Linked DNA regions of Homo sapiens: region 2 is linked to region 1. Evidence: chromatin loops called from intact Hi-C (ENCODE). Cell type or tissue: heart right ventricle. All regions are shown on one strand. Region 1 overlaps GCLC (glutamate-cysteine ligase catalytic subunit). Region 2 has its middle 14 kb from the start of KLHL31.

The links. A loop is a pair of places that touch in the nucleus more often than their neighbours do. Peaks named below come from ENCODE experiments on the same cell type or tissue, not always from the same donor. Only the 100,000 strongest peaks of a DNase experiment are listed, where the experiment ranks them.
Region 2: a loop joins it to region 1, with 2.2 times the contacts of the local background. A loop is called at or near these places in 3 of 110 quality-filtered maps.

The regions. Positions count from the first base shown.
Region 1 is chr6:53,528,431-53,533,430 of GRCh38, reverse strand. The region is part of intron 1 of GCLC (glutamate-cysteine ligase catalytic subunit); the gene reads left to right. Among named protein-coding and RNA genes, the nearest start is that of GCLC, 14 kb to the left of the region's middle. In heart right ventricle, no CTCF peak of the experiment used is centred here; a DNase peak (open chromatin) is centred at 2,855; H3K27ac peaks cover 4,757 bases.
Region 2 is chr6:53,677,321-53,682,320 of GRCh38, reverse strand. No RefSeq gene overlaps it. Among named protein-coding and RNA genes, the nearest start is that of KLHL31, 14 kb to the right of the region's middle. In heart right ventricle, a CTCF peak has its summit at 2,728 (motif pointing right); no DNase peak of the experiment used is centred here; H3K27ac peaks cover 630 bases.

The DNA of each region.
Region 1 (5,000 bases):
TCAAGAGGTGGGGAAGGACAAGAAGCCTCTGGATTTGCCAGTTGGGCAGGTACTGGGGGCGTCTGGCAACAACATATCTGAACATATTAAGGATTTGGGAGAATAGCAAAAGTTGGTGTCAGATCAAAATAAATGCCACAAAGCCCCCATGCATGTTTTTACATTTCATATGATGTTTGAAATCTTGATGATAGTTTTTAGAAGGAGACAGGCCTGCACTGGGACAGCATATGAGTTTGGGTCACTTTGGTAATATCTGTGTGGCTAAGTTATCACTGGTGTGTAGTGAAACTGAATGAGTGATGACTTAATCTCCACTTAATGGTTCTGTTTCTCAGACATGGTTTAAAAAGACAGAGAAGGATGTAATGAGCCTCAGACTTATAGCCAAAAGAGTTCATATTTGATATATCTTTATTGGCACTTGGAAAGTTTGGTTATTTAGATTGGTATGTTCTGAGCGAGTTTCTATGACTAAGGTTCTACTCTGATGGATGATCTCTAAAGAGCTTTCTGTATTAGATTTTTGTGTCTGTTTTATGGTTAGAGTTTAGTAGTTGAACTTATTTCCACACAATACTACGAAAGAGCCCCCAAAACAGATGTTCCTAGTTACATAAATGCTCTTACAGACCCCCTGTTGTCTTTGTCCCCCTCCCCCAAGATTCTGTTTTTAGGCCTTTGGATTCAGTTAACTCGTTTTTGAAGTGGATGGTGACTTAGCAGAATTCAGACTCTAAGGTGAGTGACTCCATGACGCTTTTCCAGGAAACTAGTAAAAATCTGGGTTGTAAGTCTGCCCCATTCAGATTAACTGCTGGAGGGGAACCAGAGCTTCACAGAGATAGAAAAGGTCATAGAAGCTGCTGTTTTCCAGCAGACTTTTCAGCAGTCCTGCCTGAGCTAAGCAGGGTAGTACCCTGGCCTGCCAGTGTGTTAAGTTGTGTCTAGGGGTTATGATCTGTTGGCTCCACTACTCAAATAGAGCAAGAACTGGGAAGTAAACAAAAACTTTATTCCTGGAAGCATATTTGAGGCCTATACGCAGATCGCTTTATACATAGTTCCTGCAGACTCGGTCATTTAGTATCTCAGCTCAGGATGTACTGCAAGAAATTGAGGCAGAAATGAGAGGGCGCAGTCGAGAGAGGAGCTGCCCAAAGCAGGTCCAGATGTGGCCTTCTGATATGCCCACAAGGGCCCTGCCCTGTTATAGCTGTAGTTAAAGAAGTGAAATTGCCAAAAACATCTGAAGCCCTAATAAAAAGTGAAAGTATGTGTAGTATCTTCCTATTGATAGCAGATAGTCAATTTTAGAAAGATTTCCACTCACGTATATGTAAACTTTTTAAAGAAAACATATGCTCTAAAGGGGTAAGTTTTGGGTAATAAGAAAATTAATTTCAATAAAATGAATGTTCTGTGTTTGATGAGTGAAAGAAAAATGATGGTCTTATACTAAGAGTTTCTGGAAGACTTTAATTTCAAAAACAGTAGTTTAGAACTGGAAGGGACATTGGGTTTTCTCTTATTTTCAGATGATTTAAAAGCCAAAGACTACAACACATTCTAAGTGGCTATCATTAGGGAAAATTAAGGCTGCTCTGGGCAGGATAAATACCTTGTACAACTTTAGGAGGCACCAGGGTGGGTAGCACCCCTTGAGGGTGGAAAGGGGAAGGAGTTACAGTGTTGGGGGTTCAGCAAAGGTCTCTGAAGGAGTGGCACTTGACTTGAAGCACACAAGAGCCAGCTCTTGAAATACTGAGGTAAAAATCTTCCAGGCAGAGGGAACAAAAGTGTCTTAAAGGCCTTGAAGTGATTGTTGTAGAGACAGAAAAGGCCAGTGTAGCTGCAACATCGTGTGGGGTGGGTTGAAATGAAGGAGGCTGAGAAGATTGGTCCTAATGCTCTTTAGGAGGGATGTTGGAGTTTCTGCTGAGTGTGAGCCATTTAAGAGTTTCAAGGAGAGTGACTTGACCTGCTTGCTGAAGGACCATGGTCTTCCTGACTGTAGGGTTAGACAGCATTCCATGCCAGTAGCTTTCACCTTTGACTAAAACAAGCGCTCTGTGAAACAACATTTCCACGAAACAGCAGTTCCCTTCCCATGAGTGACATATTCTGATATTTCTATTCTACCCTATTAACGATTATTTTTTGTTATGTTGATCACAACTCATCATGGCCCACAAAGGAGCTGTAACCAATGTTTGAGAAACACAAGACACTATTCTGTGTCAATCAGTGTATCACTGCCCTGGAGCTAGAAAATAGTAACCACTAACCCCTGAGTGGTACAGTGTACTTAATACTGTTTTAGCACTTTACATGCATTGTTTTATGTAATCCTCCCCAGCAGCCCTGTGAGGCAAGTATTACCTCCATTCTGCAAAAACTGAAGCATCGAGAAGTTACCAAGATTCAAACTGATTGACTCCAAAGCCTGCACTCTTAGCTGCTCCCCCACCTATTACCGCCCAAATAGGCAGGAGGAAAAGAGCTCTGTGACAGTTTTAATAGGCTCCAAACAGAGATGAGATTGAGGGTGGCGAGGAAGAGAAGAAAGAATAGAGAAAGGGATGGTGGTAATGCAGGAAGTAGGCTTTTTGTTTTTTAATGAAAATATGAATATGTCATCAGCCACAGATCCACGCTTAAGCATTTTTTGGTACCCCATAGCAGGTAATTCTCTTCTAGTGAAATGCCAGCACTCTTTCAAAACGACACCATTGAATATGCTTGGTAAAATTCTCGGTCTGCAGGACAAATGCTAACAAGTTTAGTAATGTGACTGCAGCCTTCCCAGCTAATCTGCTGGCAAGCGAGCCCTGTGAAAAGGCAGATGCAGGACGAGCCCTTTCTATGAAAATCAGGCTGACCTCATTTGATAGTTATGCAGCCTGTGTCGATCTCTTCCCAGGGCAGCAGGTAGCAGGCCAGAATCAGAACCCCAAGTCAGGAGCTTTAACTTATCTGAGATTTTCATCCTTTAGCATGAATTTCAAATATGGCAGGGAAGGAGATTGAATTCACAAAAACCTAAATCTTCCAAATCCCACAGGTTACAGTTACTCTGTTGGTGGGATCCACTATAACACCCAGGTACGATTCCTGAATGGGAACCTGATGCTGCCTTTGTGAGATGTGGTTATGACACAGTGTCTGCACTCAGATTCGTATGATGGTGGAATGGCATTAAACTTGGAGGTCTTGAAGCCCTGTCGTCCTGTCCCTGGAGGCATAGGTGACCCCCAGTGAGCACTAGCAGTCACTTTGGACTTAGAATTCCTGTATTTAGCATTGACTCTCACTTAGTCTCTTTAGAAAACTCTCTTTTTTCTCTCTGTTAGGTTGATTAGTCTAACTTCAGTTCCTAGGAACTAAAATCCTGAATTTCTCATAGGCAGTCTGAATTTAGGGCAGCCTAATTTATAACATGCCTTAGAAGGAAATCATGTGTGCATTCTTGCTTGCTCAGCCCAAGAAGTGTATCAGGCCCTGAGCGGGGCACCGCCCACTGGGGGATGTGTTCTCTGTCTTGTCCCCATGCTAAAGCCCTAAACTCTCCTGCACCTAGAGGGAACCGCTGCAGAAATTCTCCATGATTCTCACCCACTACAGTGCCCCAGCTCTGGCTACTGCAGGGCAGTTGATCCAAAGCAGCTTCTGTCTGGGGATCAGGATACTGTTTCTTGTCAACCACGTGGTGACTAGAACTCTAGCAGGGGAATACGTTCTTAGGAAAAAGCCAAGGAATTCATTTGTCTTTAGAACTCAGAACCTATTGTACTGAAGTACAGATGATTGGAGGTAAATAAGGACTATTCATACTTACAATGTTGTTTCTTTAAGAGAAAATGTGTTCTGGTTTAGGTTTCTAAATTACAGAGTACCTGAGTAATGCTGGTGGCCATAAGCAGACATCCCCATTGGCAACTTGATGTGCTGTCTTTTCTGAGGTTAATTTGTGTGAGATGACTGGTTAGGTTTTGCTAGATTTGGTTCAGAAATAAAGTAGGAATGCCTTAATGGTCTTTATAATTATCAGAAAATTAAAACTAACATATGCCTGAATTGTGGTAGCATGATGTTTTTAAAAAAATCAACCAATGTAAATTCAGAGGCCCAGAAAATGTCTCATGCATCCGTGGAGCATGAAAGAGCAGGTCTACATTCAAGGATTTCCTTTGTGCCAACAATAATGAATTAGTGTGTCCAGGTCAAATTAATTTTAGGATTGTGTTTTCTCTTGGGTTTTGGTCCAGTGCTGTCTAGTACAACCTCTGCAGTAAGAGAAATGTTCTACTCTATACTATCCATTAGGGAGTAGGAAACTGATTTTTTTATTTTATGTTAAGTAATTTTAAATCCACACAGCCACATGTGCTTAGTGACTAGCATAATGGACAACACAATTTTTTGTGTTCCTTTGGTGACAGGTGACATTTTCTCCCTGTATGAGAGTCCTCCCAGTTTACCCCGCAACTCTCACTGTCTTTCTCTATTTTATTAAAGTCTTGAAATTTTTCTCTTGGGACTCATATCACTAATCTAGGCAAGTTAAGAATGTTTTCTCTGTTTGGGCTGAGACAATATTGAGAAAGTTACTCCACCTAATCCTATAGGAAATTAATTGATTTTTGTGCAGTATTAAAATTGAGATTAATGTGTTATAAATAAAAAGCAGCCTGCTCTGTGCTACAGAAAACTAGATCAGGGAGAGGCCACATTTATTTTAATTTCTAAAAGTGTAAACCTTTCATAGTATCATGTGAAATTCTTTAGTATGAATAGACATTTCAAAGTAGGAGGAAAAAAACCTATTTTCTCAAAATATATGAAATGTTAGCAGAATTTGATACAGCTTTAGACAAAACTGCTAAAACATTTTCTTTTTGGAACATAGAACAATTTAATTATTACAGTATCCACAGTCATCAAATATATATATATTTAAATCATCAAATATATATGTTTAAAATATAGTTGTGTGTGTG
Region 2 (5,000 bases), 150 kb before region 1:
CGACTCCTCCCCAATCCCTCCTCCTTTATACCTACTGAATGGGCTGATTCTTTCCCTGTTCTTATATGAAGTCTCAAGCAGATCTCCCAGTCACTTAAAGGTTTTAAATATCCTGAGCTCACCTTTGGTCTTAACAGAAGTCTTATTTTAGTAATTAAAATGTTCAATTTAGTGTAATAACCAAATTCCAAATTTTTTACCCTCCCTGGGCTGACACCTGACTTTGGCCTACAAGCCTAGAGTGAGGGTCTTGGGAGTCTGGGGCTGGGGGCTTAGGGCATGGTTGGCATCTTTTCCTCTTCCGATGCTTCCCCTCACAAGCTGTCTTTCTATTCCCTCCAGGACTGGGCCCAGGGCTGGGGTTATGCAAAGGGCACATGGACGGAACCTCTGTGATCTGGCGTTGCTGCTCATTGAGGTTGAGTGCTCAGGGTGGACTCTCATGGGGTTCTTTGCCCCATGGGAAATCCCCACTGCACTGTCCATGATGAGGACAGCCACTCCAATGCCTGGCCACTTTCACTGCCAACACTCAGCCCTCTGGCTTTCAGTTGGAGGGGTCCTCTCTAGGTTTTTTTCCCCTAAGGACCTTCTCAAGAAGGCTTCAGGCTGGTTTCCTTACATGGACCCACGTGGCCAAGCTGAAAAACTCTCACATCCTTGTCTCATTGTTGGTGAAACTCCAACTTGCTCCTAGTGCCCTTGTTTTCCTCTTTGCAATTAACTAACTGCAGCTCCAACCACCATAGCTTACCTCTAGGAGAGTCAGACACCCAGAGTCTCCAAATATAGTTTGCAGATTTCTAAACATTGTTGTCTATGTGAATGGGACCTTCTAGAGTTGTGCATTGTACAACCTGAACAGCCATCCTCAGAGTTCAGACACTAGTCCACTGAATTCCAGAGGACATAGATCAAGTTCCTTATGTGACTCCCCCAAAGTCTTTCTCACTTGGATTAAGAAGAGGGGAAGCACACTTCTTCCCTCACCAAAAGAATGGGAAAATGCCACAATCCTTCAAAAACTTTCACCTTAGGAATCCTCGATTCTCATTCTCTGATCTCTTTAGCCTTTGTCTCAACTCTTGGCTCCATCTTAAATCTCTTCTAAGAGTCACAGAAGCAGTTGTTTTGGCAACCTGATTTGCATACTACACTTCAAAATATGAGTTTAATTCTGTTCTTAGAGCCTAGCCCTCCCACCCCCACAGATGGGACCAAAAGTGTTCCTGTTAAACCTTTAAGTGGCGTTTAAAATTATCTGAGCAACTGTGGATGAAGTTGCTGCTATACATGGAAATACTATATGTAGGAGAATTAGTCAACAGGAAGAATTCAGCCTTGTAGAAATCTTTCCCAGAAATGCTATTTTCCATGAGTACAATTGAGATCACCCTTGAAATATCTATCAGAACAAGTCTAAATAGACAGAGAAGGAAGCTGGGCTGAGGGGTGCTATTGGTATAGAGATTGACTTTGAATGTTCACATTTGCTATTATTTCTGTTAAAACTCAATTTGGAAAACATCAAAAAGTCACAAGAATGGAATAGTCTTAGCTTTTTTTTACTGCTTTATAATTTAAGATGATTGTGCAAGAAGTGTCAGGCCGAATATTTACCAATTTGCCTCATGCAAGAGCTTTGAACTCTATCAGAACCATGTCCCTAAACCACCAAGGATGCGGCAAGAGCCAGTCTTATTAATTCTGTCTGTTCTCTTGTCAAGTAATCTCATTTGCTCATTGGAATCCATGTCTCTCTAATTCTACAAGCCTACCTGTACCCTCCCTACAGAGGAGACTCTGTATCATAATTTTACAAAATGTTTTTGATTAGATGTAAGACAAATGATAGCCTTCTTTGTTCAGAGAATTTTAAAAAGGGTGACATTTTACCTGTCAACTATTATTTTTGCAAATTTCGTACCGGAGGAGGTTTTGGCTCTTGCTCTGCTGCTCTAGTTTTGGGAACTACCAAGGTAATGCCTTTAGACCTTTTTAGAGTTTTCACACTGATTGCTGATTTAAAATATAAATAGGTGAAATTATTGATGCTGTTGAACTTTTTAAAAATTAGTTTTCTTCTGCCCTTTAAAAGGCATTTAGTGATACAGTCACCTGGAGGTGGCTGTGTGCCCGGCTGAAAACTGGAGAATGCTAATACTAAGGAAAAGAAGGAAAACAGATGTTAAAGAGAAGCAACTAGCAACCTCTGCCACAATCCATTTTCTCCCTCTTTAGCCCTCTCCTCATCCAGACCTCCAAATTTGCCAAATCAAAAGGATTTTCTCACTCAAAAAAGCATCACTTTCACAACCCAGTAGAGAAAACCAAAAATTCCAGTCTCCATGACAATCACTGCTGTGGTGGCAGCCATATGATACTGCAGTCGAACACATCCTGCGTTCAACCACTGCTCACTGACACCCTTGCTTGAGCTATGAGATGGTTCCCCTTCCACAAGCTCAGCCACGTATCCCGAAGCAGAGCGCCACGACTGTGTTCTGATGGGCTTTACCCCTCATTCCTGGGCTGCTCCAGAACCGGCTTCCCCGTGGTGCAAGCTCAACCCAGTGGCCAGACCACCTCTTCTCTCCTGCTGAATTCCTCGTTAGGCCCTTGTCCTTTTTGGTGGGCTTTACATGTTGGGGGTTTCAAGGTCAGCACTGCAGGAAGCAAATTTCCTTGAAGCCCTTCAAACTGCAGTAAAACTACATGGCCACTGGGTGGAAAACAATACCTTGTTAATGACCCTGAAACCCAAAGAACAGGAGCTGCAAACATGTGACCTGTGTTTTTGTTTTGTTACCATGGACAATGTTGAAAAAAAATTAGTTGCCAACATTTAAAAATTAGAACATTTCACATGAAACGCTGAATTTCCAACTTGTATTATAATCTAGAAATTAGAATCTCTCTCCACATTCTGGGCCTGAATTCCTGCGTGGCAAAAGATAGTTAAAGTGTTTCTTGGTATCCTGTGATAATAAATGCATTTGAAAATGTGAACCCTGAAATTGTACAGCAGTGTCCAGTGATAAGTTGAATGAATAAACTTAAAAGTAACTTTAAAAAGATTATCCTGAAAGTAAAAGTCAAACTTAAAATTCTCATTGATGACTTGAAGACTCCCAATAATGCATTGCAGATTCACTTCCCAGGATGAAATATACTCTGTCAGAGTCCCCATCATTCACCTGGCAAATTCCTCCAACTCCTTCTGGACCCAGCCAGAAGCACTGTCCCCTGTACTGAAACTGCCCCAGTTTCCCCAGGCCAATTCTCTGTGTTTGCATTATACTGAAATACTACTTACCTTTTTCTGATTCAGAAGTCATCATTCATTTGTCTCCACGACTGACTTGTGAGCAATTTGAGGGGAAAAGATGGTAATTTATATAGTGTGTTCCTAGCAGCTGAGCCATAATAGCTGGTTAATGTTTGTTTGTTTATTTATTTATTTGTTTATTTATTTGAAATGGAATCTCGCTCTGTCGCCCAGGCTGGAGTGCAGTGGCGTGATCTTGGCTCACTGCAACCTCTGCCTCCTGGGTTCAAGTGATTCTCCCACTTCAGCCTCCTAAGTAGCTGGGATTACAGGCACATGCCACCATGCCCAGCTAATTTTTGTATTTTTAGTAGAGACGGGGGTTTCACCATATTTGTCAGGCTGGTCTCAAACTCCTGACCTTGTGATCCGCCCACCTTGGCCTCCCAAAGTGCTGGGATTACAGGCGTGAGCCACTGTGCCTGGCCGATTAATGTTTATTTAATAGCATATCATCCTTTAGTCTGTGATTAAATACCATTTCTAAAAAGAAACTTTCCTGGCTCAATCAACTTCCCAGAATCCCTGTTATGCCTCTCAGAATAGAATAGACTTCTCCTTCCTAATGTTACATGACGGGTAATTGTCTTAGGGAAATTATTTATTTATCATTGCTTTCCCTACCAGATCCGTGAGGCCAGGGTCTGTATTTTCCTGTTCCCCTATATTCCCCCCTTTGCCTAGTACAGTGCCAGGCAGCTACTCTCATGTGGTCAGATGGCACATTCACAACAGTCCTGGGTCATGAGCCTCCTACATGATGATCCTGCAGCTGCCACTTGCTCCTGTATGCCTATTCACCACCACCTACCTGTGTTTGCAAGTTCCATGAGGAAGGGCCCATGCCTCCTCCTGCTTATCACAGTGTGTCCAAATCAGTGCCTGGTTCAGGGCCTGTGTGTATGGGACATCTCCTAGGCACCACTTCACACCCTCTCAGCCCTACCTTCCACTCCAGCCACCACCTCAGCAACCAGTTCTGTGCAAACTTACACCCACTTTGTGTAGGTGCAATCTGTTAGTGCCTCACCTGGGTCTAGGCCATGTACCTCTCTGTTCCTGTCCTTGAGTTTCTCCAGCCAGAGGAGTGGGACCCTGTGAGAACACCCTGGCCACACAAGCATGCATAAGCCAGTCTGCACAGTGTTAATATTTGTGGGGCCATCCTTGGCCAATGTGGACAGTTACGAGACCCACTTTAGAAAGCTTCTCAGGAGGTCCGGCGGTTGGAGCATGGTCGCCTACAATACTGGCCAACTTCATAATACATCCTTGTACTGTCTTTCCCTCCTTCCTTCTGTCCCTGGTCTCTCACTCTTGCTCCCTGGAATCACTTCTCAAATAAACTACCTGTCTCTGGCTCTGCTTTTAGGGATATTCAGGTCAAGACATGATGCAACAAGTTTTTGTTGAATGACCAAGTGAATGAATAAAACTATAACCATGTTGGATACATAAGCATAGTTGGGTCACCAAAAATATCGTAAATGATTATTGGCATTTGTGTAGCTCCTGAGAACAGAATTATCTCCAGTAGAAACGTGTGAGAGACATTTCTATCCCAAAGAATCCATTTAAAAGAACTCACTTATTTAAAAAAAAGAAAGAAGAAGAAAACAGTGGGTGCCAGGGGCTGGGGCGAGGGGAGAATGAGGAGGGTTTTTTCATGAGT